Regions from separate parts of the Homo sapiens genome. Here all the other regions are linked to region 2. A link is a loop called in an ENCODE intact Hi-C map of the cell type or tissue named here. Cell type or tissue: chondrocyte. All regions are shown on one strand. Links, peaks and the distances in the headings refer to the core of each region. The heading gives the core; the rest is flanking DNA.

The links. Peaks named below come from ENCODE experiments on the same cell type or tissue, not always from the same donor. Only the 100,000 strongest peaks of a DNase experiment are listed, where the experiment ranks them.
Region 1: a loop joins it to region 2, with 6 times the contacts of the local background. A loop is called at or near these places in 33 of 110 quality-filtered maps.
Region 3: a loop joins it to region 2, with 6 times the contacts of the local background. A loop is called at or near these places in 92 of 110 quality-filtered maps.

The regions. Positions count from the first base shown.
Region 1 is chr17:993,820-998,819 of GRCh38, reverse strand. TIMM22 (translocase of inner mitochondrial membrane 22) reads right to left here and starts at 1,691. Exons shown (of 4, transcript NM_013337.4): 1 at 1,440-1,691; 2 at 1-41. The coding sequence starts at 1,677. RefSeq lists an enhancer at 978-1,669. In chondrocyte, for the core only: a CTCF peak has its summit at 2,143; DNase peaks (open chromatin) are centred at 1,712 and 2,116.
Region 2 is chr17:409,593-416,101 of GRCh38, reverse strand. It overlaps LIAT1 (ligand of ATE1), which reads right to left and starts at 5,777. Exons shown (of 2, transcript NM_001013672.5): 1 at 5,456-5,777; 2 at 1,436-2,954. The coding sequence starts at 5,759. The coding sequence ends at 1,987. LOC105371430 (a long non-coding RNA gene) reads left to right here and starts at 2,079. Exons shown (of 3, transcript NR_136407.1): 1 at 2,079-2,123; 2 at 2,689-2,973. RefSeq lists a silencer at 5,636-5,725. In chondrocyte, for the core only: CTCF peaks have their summits at 3,453 and 3,679 (motif pointing left); no DNase peak of the experiment used is centred there.
Region 3 is chr17:698,047-703,046 of GRCh38, reverse strand. It overlaps VPS53 (VPS53 subunit of GARP complex), which reads left to right. Exons shown (of 22, transcript NM_001128159.3): 3 at 3,667-3,716. Among named protein-coding and RNA genes, the nearest start is that of VPS53, 14 kb to the left of the region's middle. In chondrocyte, for the core only: CTCF peaks have their summits at 2,138 and 2,354 (motif pointing right); no DNase peak of the experiment used is centred there.

The sequences.
Region 1 (5,000 bases), core at 1-5,000, 580 kb before region 2:
GCCAGCGGTAAACACCCCAAATGCACCTCCTAAGACAAATCCTAGAAGCAAACACAGAGATGAAGGTGTCTTTGGCATGTTTTCTGCATTACTCTATTGGGATCATCCTGGAAGGGACCATGCTTTTGGATGACCACCGGTGCAGAGGACACCCCCCTCTTGCCACTCAAACTCTCCACTTGCCTGGAGACTTGCAATCCAGGGTCTATGTTACTGACATCATCTTCTCCGTCTCTAAGATTTCTTCCTCCTGTCATTCCCTAACATTTCTCAAGATTCCATCTTTAACCCTCTATTCTCTCTACATTCTCTCATATGTAAACCAGCCACCCTCAACTTCAGCTATCAACTTTGCAAATCACTCTCTTGGCCACTGTGACATTCACAGTAATGCTTTACTGAGCACATGCCAGTATGCCACAGCCTCATTCATTCTTCACAATAATCCAGTGAGACAGATGCTATTAGCCTCTCCTTTCTATAAACTGAGGCTCAGAGAGGTTAAGCAACTTCTCCCAAGGCCACACAGCTACCTAATGGCAAATCCCACACTGCTGCCACATCTGTCCTTCCTGAGCCGGCTGGACATGTCCAGATGGATGCCCTCTCATGACCTCATGGTCAATATGAGTTTAATAAAATCATGGGCACCTCCCCTTCAACTTAAGGGAAAAACAGAAGGACAAGTGCAGACTTCGTCTCTCCTTGCTCGGGGCTGTCTAGTCACAATGGTCTTTCAGTTTTTCAAACCTCAAACAACTGCTGCCCTAGAGTCGTCTGCATGTGCATTTCCATATGTCTGCATCCTTCCTCTGCAGTGTTCCTGCTCAACATTCTTCTCCACATAGTATAATACAGGCCCCATGAAGACCAGGCTCTTGTCTCTTTCACCTGGCACGTGATATTGCTTAGGAACAATTTGTTGAAAGAATTATTTAAGAGAATGAATTTAAGGGAATGAACGGATGAATGAAGTCACCCACGTAATAACTTTTTGTTGTTGTTTTTGAGACGGAGTCTCGCTCTGTCGCCCAGGCTGGAGAGCAGTGGCACATCTCGGCTCACTGCAAGCTCCGCCTCCTGGGTTCAAGCGATTCTCCTGCCTCAACCTCCCGAATAGCTGGGACTACAGGCGCCCACCACCACGTCCAGCTAATTTTTTGTATTTTTAGTAGAGACGGGGTTTCACCGTGTTAGCCAGGATGTCATGTAATAACTTTCAGGCCCCAACCACAGCACCGATTCTCTAACCCAATTTTCATCAGGAAAGCCGGCCTGAGGGGGCAGGAGAGGTGACGCCCGATTCACGAACGAGGCGAGGGTGTGGTCAAGGTCAAGGCCCGCAGTCCCTCGCCTCCCAGGCGCGTGGTCTTCTCGGCAGAGATCCCCACTGCCGTCCAGGCCCTCAGCCTCCCAAGGGTCCCATCGCCCGGCCTCACCTCCCACGCAGGCCAGCGCAGCCTTGAAAGCGCAGCTTTCCATCGCCTTCTCGATCATCTTCTGCTCCTCACTCTTGGCTGGACTTGGGATCCCGCCCAGGCTCCCAGGCTCCAGGAGCCGGGGCTGACGCTTGTCACCCACCAGGTACTGCAGGAGCAGGCTGTACTGCAGCGGAGCTTCGGCGGAACCCGCTGTCTCAGGGGCCGAGCCTCCGGCATTGGGGGCGGCCGCCGCCATGACAGTCGCTGCCCAAGCAACCCTCGCGTCCTTCTCCCCGCAGCAGATTCGACAAGCGTCACGTTGCGGGCCCTGAGACTAGCCACTGTGATGCAACGGCAGATTCGCCGCAGGAGGAAGCCGCGGCCGCAACGCTCCTGGTGCGCACACCAGCGAGACCGCTATCATGTTTCCAAAAAGAAAGCCTCTTGTGAAAATGGAATTGGGCTTGGACAGCTTTCCCCATGTCACAGACAAACGAGATTCAGATTCACCAGAAAGCGCCCTCACGGTCGGGGCTGCAGCGCGGTGAGTACCGGGATTTGTAGTTCTAATCCGACACCCAACTACATTTCCCAGGAAGCGTTGCGCGTGCTCTCGCGCCTCGGCCCCGCGCGGGGCTCTTACGAGCTCCTGAGGGGAGCGAGGAGTGGCCGCGCGCTCCGGGGCTGCCGTGCTCCGGATCGCCGGGAGGGGACGCGCGAGCATTGTCGCTGCCCTTTCCACCTCGTGCTGTCATCGGGCGGTGAGGCGTTAAATCCCGTGGTCCCGGAAGGTGCGGTGAGAGGTGGATGCTTTGTAGATAAGCGTGAACTTGTGCTGTAAATGCACGGACCGGGCGCGGGGGCTCACGCCTGTCATCCAGCACTGTGGGAGGCCGAGGCCGGTGGATCACGAGGTCAGGAGTTCGAGACCAGTCTGACAAACATGGTGAAACCCCATCTCTACTAAAAATTAAAAAAATAAAAAATAAAAAAATTAGCTGGGCATGGTGGTGCACGCCTGTATTCTCAGCTACTTAGGAGGCTGAAGCAGGAAACCCCGTCTCTACTAAAAATATAAAAATTAGCCAGGTGGCGGCAGGCGCCTGTAATCTCAGTTACTCGGGAGGCTGAGACAGGAGAATCTCTTAAACCCGGGAGGTGGAGGTTGCAGTGAGCCAAGATCGCACCATCGCACTCCAGCCTGGGCGACAAGAGCAAGACTCCGTCTCAAAAAAAAAAAAAAAAAAAAAAAAATCCTAACTGACAGCATTTGCTGACTTGTGTGGTGTTAATATCCCCATCATGGCTGATTTCAAACTACCAAGCGAGGTCATCAGTCAGAATTGGGAAGACGTACAGCAGCATGTGGTTACATGGTGTTTCTATCACACAGATACAATCTATGGAAATAACCTCAACAGCATAGATAGGAGTACAGTGTAGTAAAATTTTTAGGAGGGGATGAGTTTTGAGCACATATTACCTATTTTTAGTGTAATTTATTATAAATGTATAGAATGTAATTTTTAATAATAACTGTGCTTAACAACCAGCTCAAAAACTCCTGATAATTTGTTGCCTTACTTTTTAAAATTACTCTTTTGAGACAGAGTCTTGCTCTGTCACCCAGGTTGGAGTGCAGTGGTGCAATCTCCGCTCACTGCAACCTGCACCTCCCGGGTTTGAGCGATTCTCCTGCCTCAGCCTCCCGACTAGCTGGGATTACAGGCACATGCCACCATGCCCGGCTAATTTTTGTATTTTTAGTAGAGACAAGGTTTCACCATGTTGGCCAGGCTGGTCTCAAACTCCTGACCTCAGGTGACCCACCCACCTCGGCCTCCCAAAGTGCTTGGATTCCAGGCGTGAGTCACTGCGCCCGGCCAGTTAGGGCCTTTTTGTTATTGTTGTTAAACATTTACCATTATACCACTGCACTGCAAGCATATTTTGGGAACCAAGAACACTTCCTCCTCTTTGAGGAAACCAGAATTGGGGCCTGGAGGCAGAGAAATTGGGAATGGATTTCTGGTCATATCCAGGAAAATCCTAGGGGATGTTGGAGAGAGGTTTTCAGTCCCAAGAATGCTAACACTTTGGCATCATTTTGTACTCCTCGTATGAACAAAACGTGGCCTGGGAACACCTCTGGGCATTTAAGCACACTTTTTGCTAATGGCCTGAAGGCAGTGCCGTAGCAAGCATCTGCCTACTTGGGCCAGGGACTCTCAGAAGATGTTGATCGGAAAAGATTCCTCTGCTGGGCATGGTGGCTCACACCTGTAATCCCAGCACTTTGGGAGGCTGAGGCAGGAAAATTGCTTGAGTCTGGGAAGTTGAGACTGCAGTGAGTCATGATCGTGCCACTGCACTCCAGCATGGACGAGGGAACGAGACCCTGTCTCAAAAAAAAGAAAAAAAAAAGATTAAGTAAACAGTGGTCATTTTATTCAGAGGGCTGAAAAACAATTTCCATCAAGGGCTGCGAAAGGGCTGGGGTGTTCCATAGCCCAGGAGCCTCACAGGTATGTCTGAGTTGTAAGAGGAAGTGAAGTGTCCTTCTTTTAAGGGTCTTGGCTGGGCGCGGTGGCTCACACCTGTAATCTCAGCACTTTGGGAGGCTGAAGCAAGGTCAAGAGATCGAGACCATCCTGGCCAACATGATGAAACCCTGTCTCTGCTAAAAATACAAAAATTAGCTAGGCATAGTGGCTGCACCCCTGTAGTCCCAGCTACTCAGGAGGCTGAGGCAGCAGAATCGCTTGAACCCACGAGGCGGAGCTTGCAGTGAGCCGAGATGGTGCCACTGTACTCCGGCCTGGAGACAGACGGAGACTCCGTGTCAAAAAAAAGAAAAAAAAGGTGGGGGTTGGGTCTTTGGGGTCCCAGAGAAGAAATGGGTGGGACCTAAGGAGCCATACTGGAAACCATACTTTTGGGACATGTTGCCCGAGATGAGGATGGAATACCCCACCCGGCAGAAATGGAGACCAGACAGCTGCACAGTCTTATGTGAGGGTGGATTATGTGAGGTGGATTATGTGAGGGTGGATTATGTGAGGGGTGGATTATGTGAGGGTGGATTATGTGAGGTGGATTATGTGAGGTGGATTATGTGAATGTGGGTGGATTATGTGAGGGTGGATTATGTGAGGGTGGATTATGTGAGGGTGGATTATGTGAGGGTGGATTATGTGAGGTGGATTATGTGAGGGTGAATTATGTGAGGGTGGATTATGTGAGGTGGATTATGTGAGGGTGGATTATGTGAGGTGGATTATGTGAGGGTGGATTATGTGAGGTGGATTATGTGAGGTGGATTATGTGAGTGTGGATTATGTGAGGGTGGGTGGATTATGCGAGGTGGATTATGTGAGGTGGATTACGTGAGGGTGGATTATGTGAGGGTGGATTATGTGAGGGCGGATTATGTGAGGTGGATTATGTGAGGGTGGGTTATGTGAGGGGTGGATTATGTGAGGTGGATTATGTGAGGTGGATTATGTGAGGGGTGGATTATGTGAGGTGGATTATGTGAGGGTGGATTATGTGAGGTGGATTATGTGAGGGTGGATTATG
Region 2 (6,509 bases), core at 596-5,595:
ATGTGGAAACTGTAACTGGCCTTTTAAGGAAGGGTCAGAAGAGGGCTGCTCTGCCAGCCCAGAGCTAGCAGGGACCACGATGCCCACTTAACTTTTTTTTCTTTTTTCGGACAGAGTCTTGCTCTGTTGCCCAGGGTGGAGTGCAGTGGCACCATCTTGGCTCTGCCACCTCCGCCTCCTGGGTTCAAGCGATTCTCCTGCCTCGGCCTCCTGAGGAGCTGGGACTACAGGCACCTGCAACCATACCTGGTTAATTCTGTACTTTTACCAGAGACAGGGTTTCACCATATTAGCCAGGCTGGTCTCGAATGCCCGACCTCAGATGATCCACCTGCCCCAGCCTCCCAGTGTTGGGATAATAGGCCTGAGCCACTGCGCCCAGCCATTTTCACTTAACTTTCAAATGAGCATTCTGTGATGTCTGTATCGGCTTTAACCTCTCCTGTGTACAGTGTACATTCATTTTTTGTCTACCCCAGAACACTGTAACCTCTTGAAGGTCAGGAATCTCATCTTAGCCCTCCATGCTGTCCCTCTCAGACCCACGGTGTTGCTGAGGTAGCTGAGGCTTCCCCAGAGACCACCCTTTTCCTTTGGACCTTTCAGCTAGAAATGCCAGGAGAGACACACACACACACACACACACACACACACACACACACACCTTTCAGCTAGAAATGCCAGGACACACACACACACACACACACACACACACACAACCTTTCAGCTAGAAATGCCAGGACACACACACACACACACACACACACACACACACACACACGACCAGCCCTCGGCCAATGCCTTTGGGGAGTATAAATACCCCAGCTTCCTCACCCCCAGGTGGGATAATTCTAGAAGTGGGTTTCCCTGTGGAATTAAGCCCAGTATGAAAGCTGGCCTAATAGTCCCTGGAAGGGGGGCCAGACACAGTGGCTCATATGCCTGTAATGTTGTGGAAGGCCAAGGTGGGAGGACTGCTTGAGGCCAGGAGTTCGAGACCAGCCTGGGCAACATAGTGAGACCACACCCCCTCCAATCTCTACAAAAAATTTTTAAAATTAGCCAGGCGTGGTGGCACTCACCTATAGTCCCTGCTACTTAGGGGGCTGAGGCGGGAGGATCATCTGAGCCCACGAGGTGGAGTGCAGTGAGAGCTATGATTTCGCCACTGGTACTCCAGCCTGGGCAACAGAGCGGGATCCTGTCTAAAAAGAAAAGTCCCAGGATTGGCCGTCTTCCCTTCTCTGTATCACCCTCTACTCATCCTTTCTTCACCTCCCAGATAATCTACTTGCATTTGAACCCTCGTCTCAGGGGCTGCTTCTGGGAGAGCACAAACGACGACAGCACGTGGCCCTCACTCACTGGCTACTTGTGGAGGGGAGGAATGTGTATTTAGGAGACGCGGCGTAGCGAGGCTTTTTATAATGGAGGATTAGGAGAGGACCATGTTTATGAAAGAAGCAGTATTCCTCTTGGGACTTCCCATGGTAACTTCCCAGGGATGGAGTTCTGGAACCCACTTATTTGAGGCCATATAAAGGCAGGCCATGCATTTAATTAAAACAGAAAAAGGCTCCAAGAGGTTCAGGGCATCGTCCTCCGGCCAACAGAAGCAGGTACCGTGTGAGGAGTTTCACCATGAGATTGAGACTTAAGAGGTAAATCATCTACACGCTTTCTTTTCTTTTTGGGGCAGATTATAGACATCTAGCTGTGGTGAGAAATTAAGTAACAGAGATGCTTACTTAAGAAAAAGGAAATTCTGAAAAGAACTCTGTTCACTAAATTGCTTATGTTCTCAAGGCACTGTGGCTCTCCTGGGCAACCGAGGGCAGCTTGGTGATGGGAGAGTCGGCGTCGTCCGTGTACCGAACATCTGTTTCCTTCAGATACGGGTCTCATTTCCTTTTATGATGATGGTTTTTAACACATAAACTTGTGGTGAGGAGGAATTATAAGTTTGTGAGCGTCGTGGGTAGATTTTCACTCCAGCAGAGTAGGAGCTAAGTCAGAGTGTAGAAGCTTTGGGGTAAGGTTTCCTTCAAAACAGAGATTGGGGCACTCGGCTTTCGACGTGGGCTGCCTGTGGCTGGAGCTGCCATCTTTGTCCGAGAGGTAGGGTAAGTTCTCAGGGGCCTCCTCGGCATTGGGGTCAGTGTGGAAGCCCTTGAGGGCCTCGGGGTCGGGGTGGAAGCCCTTGAGGGCCTCGGGGTCGGGGTGGAAGCCCTTGAGGGCCTCGGGGTCGGGGTGGAAGCCCTTGAGGGCCTTGGGGTCGGGGTGGAAGCCCTTGAGGGCCTCGGGGTCAGTGTGGAAACCCTTGAGGGCCTTGGGGTCGGGGTGGAAGCCCTTGAGGGCCTTGGGGTCGGGGTGGAAGCCCTTGAGGGCCTCGGGGTCAATGTGGAAACCCTTGAGGGCCTCGGGGTCAGTGTGGAAACCCTTGAGGGCCTCAGGGTCGGGGTGGAAGCCCTTGAGGGCCTCGGGGTCGGGGTGGAAGCCCTTGAGAGCCTCGGGGTCGGGGTGGATGCCCTTGAGGGCCTCGGGGTCGGGGTGGAAGCCCTTGAGGGCCTCGGGGTCGGGGTGGAAGCCCTTGAGGGCGTCGGGGTCGGGGTGGAAGCCCTTGAGGGCCTCGGGGTCGGGGTGGAAGCCCTTGAGGGCCAAGCACCGGTACCGTTTTCTCCGATTCAGTTTATAGATGCGAATCCTTTCCTTCTCTGCCTCCGGGTCAGCAAGAATTCCATCCCAACGCAGACTTTCGTTGATCCGATTCGCAAGGTTCTCTATTTCGGCAAAGTCGGGGAGGCTGACGGTGGAGGAGTCAGAAGGGAGGTGCTTCTTTTCCACTTTGCTCTGTCTGTGCTCTGGTTTCGGGCCACGCTCTTTGCAAGGACTTAAGATGTCATGAAAGGAGGAAGAAAGCGGCTGGCTCTTCAGGCTCTGACTCTGATGTTTATCTGCTGAGTAGATGAGCAGGTTAGTGTTTGTGGCAATGTCTGACCTTGGCCTGCTGGGGATGGTGCCAAAATCACCCAAGATGGAAGAGGAGGATGGGGGCCCCTCCGTACCCAGGGCTCAGGCTGCCAAGCCCACCAGCCTCGTGCCCACCTGCCTGTGTGATTTTGCTGAAATCATTTCAGGGCAGGAGGAACCATTCATTGAGCACACAGTCTGAGCCAGGCCGTCTGGGTAAAGGCGATCGGCCCTATTCTTCGGGTGAGGAAACCGAAGCTCCAAAAGGTTCAGGAACTTGCCAATGTCATGAGCGAGTGGCAGAGCTGGGACCTGAGTGCAGGCTGGGCCCCCAATGCCCCATTCTTTCCACTGGGCCGTGCTGCCCTCATCCATCCTCGCCATGTGCTCACCACGGCCATTCCCAGTTCTGGGAGTCTGTGACTCTACCCTAGTCTAGACACTTTATGATGGAAGGAACGGAAAACAACAGAAAAGCTTCCTAAATTTGACTGAAAGCAGTATTATGCCAAGCCAGAAATACTTCTGCTGTATGGCTTGTACTGATTTTTTTTTTTAACATCAATAGCACTTCAGAATTATTTAACATGCACATAAAATGCTACAAATTGTGGTTCTTTCATCAGCTCGTCCTTTTATTTTAGGGGAGAGAGAAAGAAATCATCTTTTGACATTTCCCTCCCTTGCTACGCCCTGGAAACTATCTGGTGCCCCCTGCTGATGGTATGAGGCACATGTCACTGTAATTTCTACAGTGAAAAGCTACGCCAAAAGGACAATGAACTGCCAAATTTCTTTTTGCAGATACACACAGGGCTTTTTTTTTTTTTGAGACTGAGTCTCACTCTGCCACCCAGGCTGGAGCACAGTGGCACAATCTTGGCTCACTGCAACCTCCGCCTCTCAGGTTCAAGCAATTCTAGGTGCCTGCCACCATGCCCAGCTAATTTTTGTATTTTCAGTAGAGACGGGGTTTCACCATGTTGGCCAGGCTGGTCTTGAATTCCCAAAGTGCTGGGATTACAGGCGTGAGCCATGTGCCCAGCCACACAGGGCTTCTTGACCTGAACTGCAGAATTTTCTTGCCTTTGTATTACGCCTGAGAAGTACTTATCATCTTCCCATTGCTCCCTTCCCACACTGCACGGTCCATATGGGCGAGGCTGCCACTCTGCCTCCTGCTTGCCTTGGTGCCAGCTCTGCCACAGAGGGCCAGGCCCCAGAACTGGAGCTTAGAGCCCTCTCCCAGACAGCCAAAGCCACTGAGGTGGACCACACGGGCGACAGTGGCCTCACAGCACTCACGGGCACCTGCATTCTCTGTCACTGCTGTGCTCTCTCTCCTCAAAGTGGGTGCTCAGTCCCCTTGTCAAGAAATGTAGGGGTTCTACAAGAAGAGCTTGGTGAGATGTAGGGACTGGGGTTTATGGCAGGTAGGGTATGTGTGTTTGTGAAGGTGTCCCTGAGAGAGACTGCAATTCCTGCCTGCATATGACTACACACGCGAATGGATAACGTATTAACAGTCTGTGTGTGTAGACTAGGAATGTGTGTGCATGAGGGGGATCTGTGCTTTAGTTTTCTTGTTTGTTTTTTTGAGAGACAGGGTCTTGCTTGTTGCCCAGGCTGGAGTGCAATGGTGCGATCATAGCTCACTGCAGCCTGGAAGTCCTGGGTTCAAGTGATCCTCCCACCTCGGCCTCCCAAAGTGCTCGGATTACAGGTGTGAGCCACTGCGTCCCGCCCTTTAGTTTCACTGTTGGTGTTACATTGATAGAAGGTGGGGGGAGTGGTTGAGGGTGTCCCCCGCCCTTTAGTTTCACTGTGGGTGTTACACTGATATGAAGCGGGGAGTGGTTGAGGGTGTCAGGGATTATAGGAGGATGTCACAGTGACTGGTGTCATGGGGTTTGTGCAGTCCAAGGCTGCCCCTTGGTGGGTGCGAGGGGGAGCCCATGCAGCGAGGACCTTTAATACACACGTCTGTGGGTGTGGGTGTCTACCGCGCATCCACAGGCAGGCAGCCTTAACGCAAGAGGGTGGGAGGAGGGGAGGCAGGAGTCTGCCCTTCTCTGTGCATGAGAGTGAGGGCCTTTCATGTGGCATCAATGTGTTTGGGGTGGGGAAAGTGTCTTGTGAGGAGGGCCTCTGTGGGGAAGGCGCAGACGTTTAAGACTGCCAGTTTTGGCTGAGGGATTAGGAAGTTGAGAGGGTGTCTTTGTGTGGGGCTGGAAGGCTCTTAGGAATGGTGGATATCTGTAGGGGTCTCTGTGTGGGGCTAAGGGACCGCAGAGTTGGTGGATGGTCTCCACGGGTGGGGCTGGGGCATCAACGTGCTGCTGACGGGCATGTGTGGGGAGCAGGAGGACCTCGGTCCGGGACCACTGAGCTTCTGTTTCCGGTCTGAAGGGTAAATGGGGGGTGGGTCCCCAAAGAGTCTCCAGGGAACCGGAGCTGACGCAGCCGGGCTAGCTGCTCCTCTTACCGTCCCCCTTGCCAGACCCCTTGGTCTTCTTCTTCCTTTTTTTCTTCTTCACCTTCCGTTTGGCCAGCTCGGAGGCGCCGCCTGTGATGGGGGGCAGTCTAGACCCCCGCGGGCCCGCGGCGCCGCCCTCCCGCTCCTCCTCCTCGCCGTCGTTGTCCTTGTACCCCATTGTCCCCGCCCCACCGCGGCGGTCCAGCCGCCCGCTGGGCTGCAACCCAACCCGCCCCGGGGGCGCCCGAGGCCCGATGCCGACTAATCGGCGACTCTCAGCGCGGACCGCCAGGCCAGGGCCACGCGTCTCCATGGCGACCACCCCTGCTGCGCCTGCGCAGTCAGGACGCTTCCGCCCGGTGCCCCACGGACCGCGGTGTGCGCATGCGTGCTTCCGTCTTTTGGCGACCTTGGCACACAGCGGTGTGCGCATGTGTGCTTCTGTCGGGGATCTCGAGAACAGAGCGTTGTGCGCATGCGTACATCTGTCGGAGTGCTAGGTACGCAGCGGTGCGCGCATGCGTGCTTCCATCTGTTGGCGATACCGGCACAGCGATGTGCGCATGCGTGCTTCTGTCTGCGGAGACCTCCGCGCATAGAAGTGTGCGCATGCGTGCGTCTGTCGGAAACCTCCGCACACAGAGGTGTGCGCATGCGTGCTTCTGTCGGGGACCGCGGCGCACGGTGGTTCGCCCATGCTTGCTTTTGTCTGTTGGAATCTGGACAGTTGACCGCAGGAAGGGGAGGGTGGGCAGAGAGATTTTAAATCCCTGGGCTGACACTCATCTCGTCCAGTCCCGTGCCTCGATCCTCCTGCCTTGGCCTCCCATCCCCACGCCTGGCTAAGAGTTTTGATTTTTGGTTTCAGGCTGGTCTCGAACTCCTGGGCTCCATCGATCTTCCCGCCTCGGCCTCCTAGATCGCTGGGATCACAGGCATGAGCCTCCGTGCTCGGCCTCCTGTACCTTTTTAAATGCTGTGTATTCTCCCCTCAATTTTTATTGCCTGAGTTTCAGCCTCGTACATCTACCCTGGACTCTCAAAGCCAATGTGTCCAAAACAA
Region 3 (5,000 bases), core at 1-5,000, 290 kb before region 2:
TGGTAGAGACAGGGTTTTGCCAGGTTGCCCAGAGACTGGTCTTGAACTGCTGAGCTTAGGAAACCCACGTACCTTGGCCTCCCAAAGTGTTGGGATTACAGGCATGAGCCACCATGCCCGGCCTCCGCCTCCATAGTTCCCAATCTTAACGTTGAAGAGGAGAAAAGTGTGCCTCGCCTGGCAGAGGGGATTAAGGGAAATAATTTCTGTGAAGTGCCTGCAATTGTTGCCTAGGAGATCCACATTAAATGCTAGCAGCCTTTCCCTTTCCCCTCCAGCAGAAAGCCTGGAAATGAAGGGAAAACAGTCACCCAAAGGCCACCTGACTATCAAATAGTGTAACTTTAGGATATTTCTTTCTCTTCTATTTATTTATTTATTGAGACAGAGTCTCCTTCTGTTATCCAGGCTGGAGTGCAGTGGCGCGATCTCGGCTCACCGCAACCTCTGCTTCCTGGGTTCAAGCAGTTCTCCTGCCTCAGCCTCCCGAGTAGCTGGGATTACAGGCACCTGCCACCACGCCCGGCTAATTTTTTTTTGTATTTTTAGTAGAGACGGGGTTTCACCATATTGGCCTGGCTGGTCTCGAACTCCTGACCTTGTGATCCGCCCACCTCGGCCTCAAAGTGCTGGGATTACAGGCATGAGCCACCGCGCCCAGCCTATTTTTATTTTATTTTTATTTATTTTTTCTTTTTGAGATTGTCACCCATCACCCAGGCTACAGTTCAGTGGCTCCATCACAGCTCACTGTGCCCTGGAATTTACAGACTCAATCAGTCTTCTTTCCTCAGCCTAATAAGCAGATTGTACTACAGGCGTGTGCTACCATACCCGGCTAATTTTTCTATTTTTTTGTAGAGACGGAGTTTCACCACGTTGTCCAGGTTGGTCTCTAACTCTTGGGCTCTAGCAGTCCACCCACCTCAGCCTCCCAAAGGACAGACATAAGCCTCCACACCCGGCCTCTGTTCTTTTTAAAAGCTACATTCATTATATTATAAAAATGATATTATAGGGCCGGGTGCACTGCCTCATGCCTGTAATCCCAGTGCTTTGGGAGGCCAAGGCGGGAGCATTGCTTGAAGCCAGGAATTCAAGATCAGCTTGGACAGCATAGCAAGACCCTGTGTTTATAACAAAATAATAAAATTAGCCAGGCTCAGTGCATGTACCTTTTTGTTCCTAGCCACTCAGGAGGCTGGGGTGGGAGGATTGCTTGAGCCCAGGAGTTTGAGGTTACAGTGAGCTATGATTGCACCACTGCACTCCAGCCTTGGTGACAGAGTGAGCCGCCATCTTAAAGGTAGGCTATTTGATATTATAAAAATACTTGCTATCATAAAATGATATTAGAAATGTTTTCCTCTTGGCCAGGCGCGGTGGCTCATACCTGTAATCCTAGCACTTTGGGAGGCCAAGGCGGGCAGATCACGAGGTCAAGAGATCGAGACCATCCTGGCCAACGTGGTGAAACCCCGTCTCTACTAAAAATACAAAAATTAGCTGGGCGTGGTGGCATGTGCCTGTAATCCCAGCTACTCGGGAGGCTGAGGCAGGAGAATCGCTTGAACCAGGGAGTCGGAGGTTGCAGTGAGCCGAGATCGCGCCATTGCACTCCAGCCTGGTGACAGAGCTAGTCTCCATCACACACAAAAATATATGTATATATATAATTATATATAAATTAAAGTAATTTTTCTGAGATTCGTTTTTCTTTTTTTTTGAGACAGGGCTGTTTAGCCCAGGCTGGAGTGCAGTGGTGCAAACATGACTTACTGCAGCCTCGACCTTCTGGGCTCAGGTGATCCTCCCACCTCAGCCTCCTGAGTACCTGGGACTGCAAGCACATGCCACCATGCCTGGCTAACTTTTTTTTATTTTTTGGAGAGATGGGATCTCACTGTATTGTCTGGGCTGGTCTTGAATTCCTGGATTTAAGTGATCCTCCCACCTTAGCCTCCCAAAGTGCTGGGATTACAGGCATGAGCCATCACGTCCAGCCTGAGATTCATTTTTACCTCAAGCTGTTCTTGGATTTCTGAAAATTCTGAGTAACTGTTGGCTTGGTCAGAACAGTAGGATGAGCTGTGACAACCCAGTCTGACATCTCAAACACTCATGGCCTGTTTCTCTTACCAGACCTGCTCCTGGAAGGCACCTGGCCTCCTCCTCCCATCAGAGGTAGCCAGAAGCAATTTATAAGCATATTTCCTACAATATCCCTAATTCCTTCTGAGATAAAATATTTGTTAAGGGAGAGAGGAAGAGGATTTATTAAATTGTATTTTGAAAACTTGAATTAAAATAGTACTATAAAATTGTACCTCCTCTTGTCCATTAGGGGGCACCATTTCCTCACATTTTCTCATCTCTAAGGTCAGAAGTGATCCCTTTGTTTTAATTGTTGTTATAATAAGCTTATTATAATCACAGTAGTAGTGCATAGTCAATAATTATAAAATACAGACAAAAAGAAGAAAATATTTTTTTTTGAGACAGAGTTTTGCTCTTGTTGCCCAGGCTGGAGTGCAATGGCACATTCTCAGCTCACTGCAACCTCTGCCTCCCGGGTTCAAGCGATTCTCCTGCCGCAGCCTCTTGAGTAGTTGGGACAACAGGTGCCCACCACCAAGCCTGCCTAATTTTTTTTTTTTTGTATTTTTAGTAGAGATGGGGTTTCGCCATGACGGTCTGGCTGGTCTCAAACTCCTGACCTCAGGTGATCCGCCTGCCTTGGCCTCCCAAAGTGCTGGGATTACAGGCGTGAGCCACTGCACCCGGCCCAAGAAGAAAAATTTGAAATCACTTCTTTTCATATTGCAATACGTAGTTGATAGATTATAGCTACTAATGCTGCAACTACTAATACATTACAATTACTCCTATCTATCCTTCCAGACTTTTTTCTAGTGGATCTATATAATAAAAAATAAATTTGTGTATTTATTGAAGTATAACATAATACAGAGGAGTACACAAATCTTAAGGGTACAACTTGATGAAGTTTCACAAAATGAACATAGCCATGTAACTGCCACCCAGATCAAGAAATAAAACATTTAAAAAAATCTTCAGAAGGCCTTTCCTTGCCTGTTCACTGTCACTACCTTCCCCCAGAGATAACCACTGTCCTAGCTTCTAACAGGAGAATTATGTTAGTGAAATCATATCCTCTGTCCCCTTGTGTCTGGCTTTTTCTGTGCCCCATTCCGTTAGTAAAATGTTTATCCATGGTGTTGTGCATTCATTCATTTTTGTTGCTGTATTTCGTTACGTGAATTTGTCACAATCACGTACACCATGGGTCAGCAGACTCTCCTGTAAAGGTCCAGATAGTAAATACTTCAGGCTTTGTGGCTGTACAGCGTCTTTCACGACTGCCTACCTGCCATGTTAGCTTAAGAGCAGCCGCAGGCAATATGTAAGTGAACGGGCATGGCTGTGTTCCAGTGAAACTTTATTTACAAAAAACAGGGGCTGGGCTAGATGTGGCTGTAGCTTCCAACTACTGCTTTACTTTTTTTTTTTTTAAAGCAAAACTCATATCATGTGATTAAATTTTTTGAGATTTCATAAGTAGCTATTATAGCACATCATTTTCCTGTGAAAGAGGAATTCCAGGAAGTGGACTAACAGCTGGGCACTCTTCCTTCTTTATTGTAGTCTCTGGCGAACATAGACGAAGTCGTGAACAAAATTAGGCTGAAAATAAGGTGAGTAAAGCTGTGTGATTGTTCATAATTAATGAAAAGTATATTGTTAATTTAGTTAATCACATTCTGGATCACATTTTTCTGTGAGAGCACTGAAATCTCAAGTTTGCCATAGATGGTAATATAATTCCTTTTAAAATTTTTATTATTTATTTATTTATTTTTGAGACGGATTTTTGCTCATTGCCTAGGCTGGAGTGCAATGGTGTGATCTTGGCTCACTGCAACCTCCACCTCCCAGGTTCAAGTGATTCTCCTGCCTTAGCCTCCCTAGTAGCTGGGATTACAGGTGTGAGCCACCACGCCTGGCAAATTTTGTACTTTTAGTAGAGACGGGGTTTCACCATGTTGGTCAGGCTGGTCTCGAACTCCTGACCTCAAGTGATCCACCTGCCTTCGCCTCCCAACGTGCTGGGATGACAGGGGTGAGCCACCGCACCCGGCCATATAATTATTTTATCCATATGAACTTTGTGGCAAGGAACTCAATGCTTTGGCCAGTCTTCAATTCTTCATACAAAAGGAAGGAAGCTGTGATAGAGTCTACTCAAAACATCTTTTGTAATTATAGAAGGAGGCAAAAGCTTTTCTGATAGATTTTTTTTTTCTTTTTTTCTGTTTTTTTTTCAAAACAAGGTCTTACTCTGTGTCCCAGGCTGGAGCGTACTGGTGCAGTTACAGCTCACTGCAGCCTCGAACTCCTGGGCTCAAGTGATCCTCCCACCTCAGCCTCCTGAGTAGCTGGGACTACAGGCGCACCACCACACTTTGCTAATGTTTATATTTTTTGTAGAGATGGGGTTTCGCCTTGTTGGCTAGGCTGGTCTCAAACTGCTGAGCTCAAGCAATCTGCCTGCCTCAGTCTCCCACATCTACTAGATTTTTTTTTTTTTTTTTTGAGATGGAGTCTGGCTCTGTCACCCAGGCTAGAGTGCAGTGGTGTGATCTTGGCTTACTGTAATCTCCACCTCCCAGGTTCGAGCAATTCTTGAGCCTCAGCCACCCAAGTAGCTGGAATTATAGGCATGCACCACCATGCCCAGCTAATTTTTGTGTTTTTAGTAGTTACAGGGTTACACTGTGTTGGCCAGGCTGGTCTTGAACTCCTAGCCTCAAGTGATCTGCCTGCCTTGGCCTCCCAAAGTGCTAGGATTATAGGTGTGAGCCATTCTGTCTGTCCTTCGACTAGCTTTTTAATGGCTTTATTTCCCTGTTTTTGTGGATTTACCTGTTTTTGTGTTCCCAAGGCTTAGACATGAAGATGGGCTTATATGTGTATCCCTT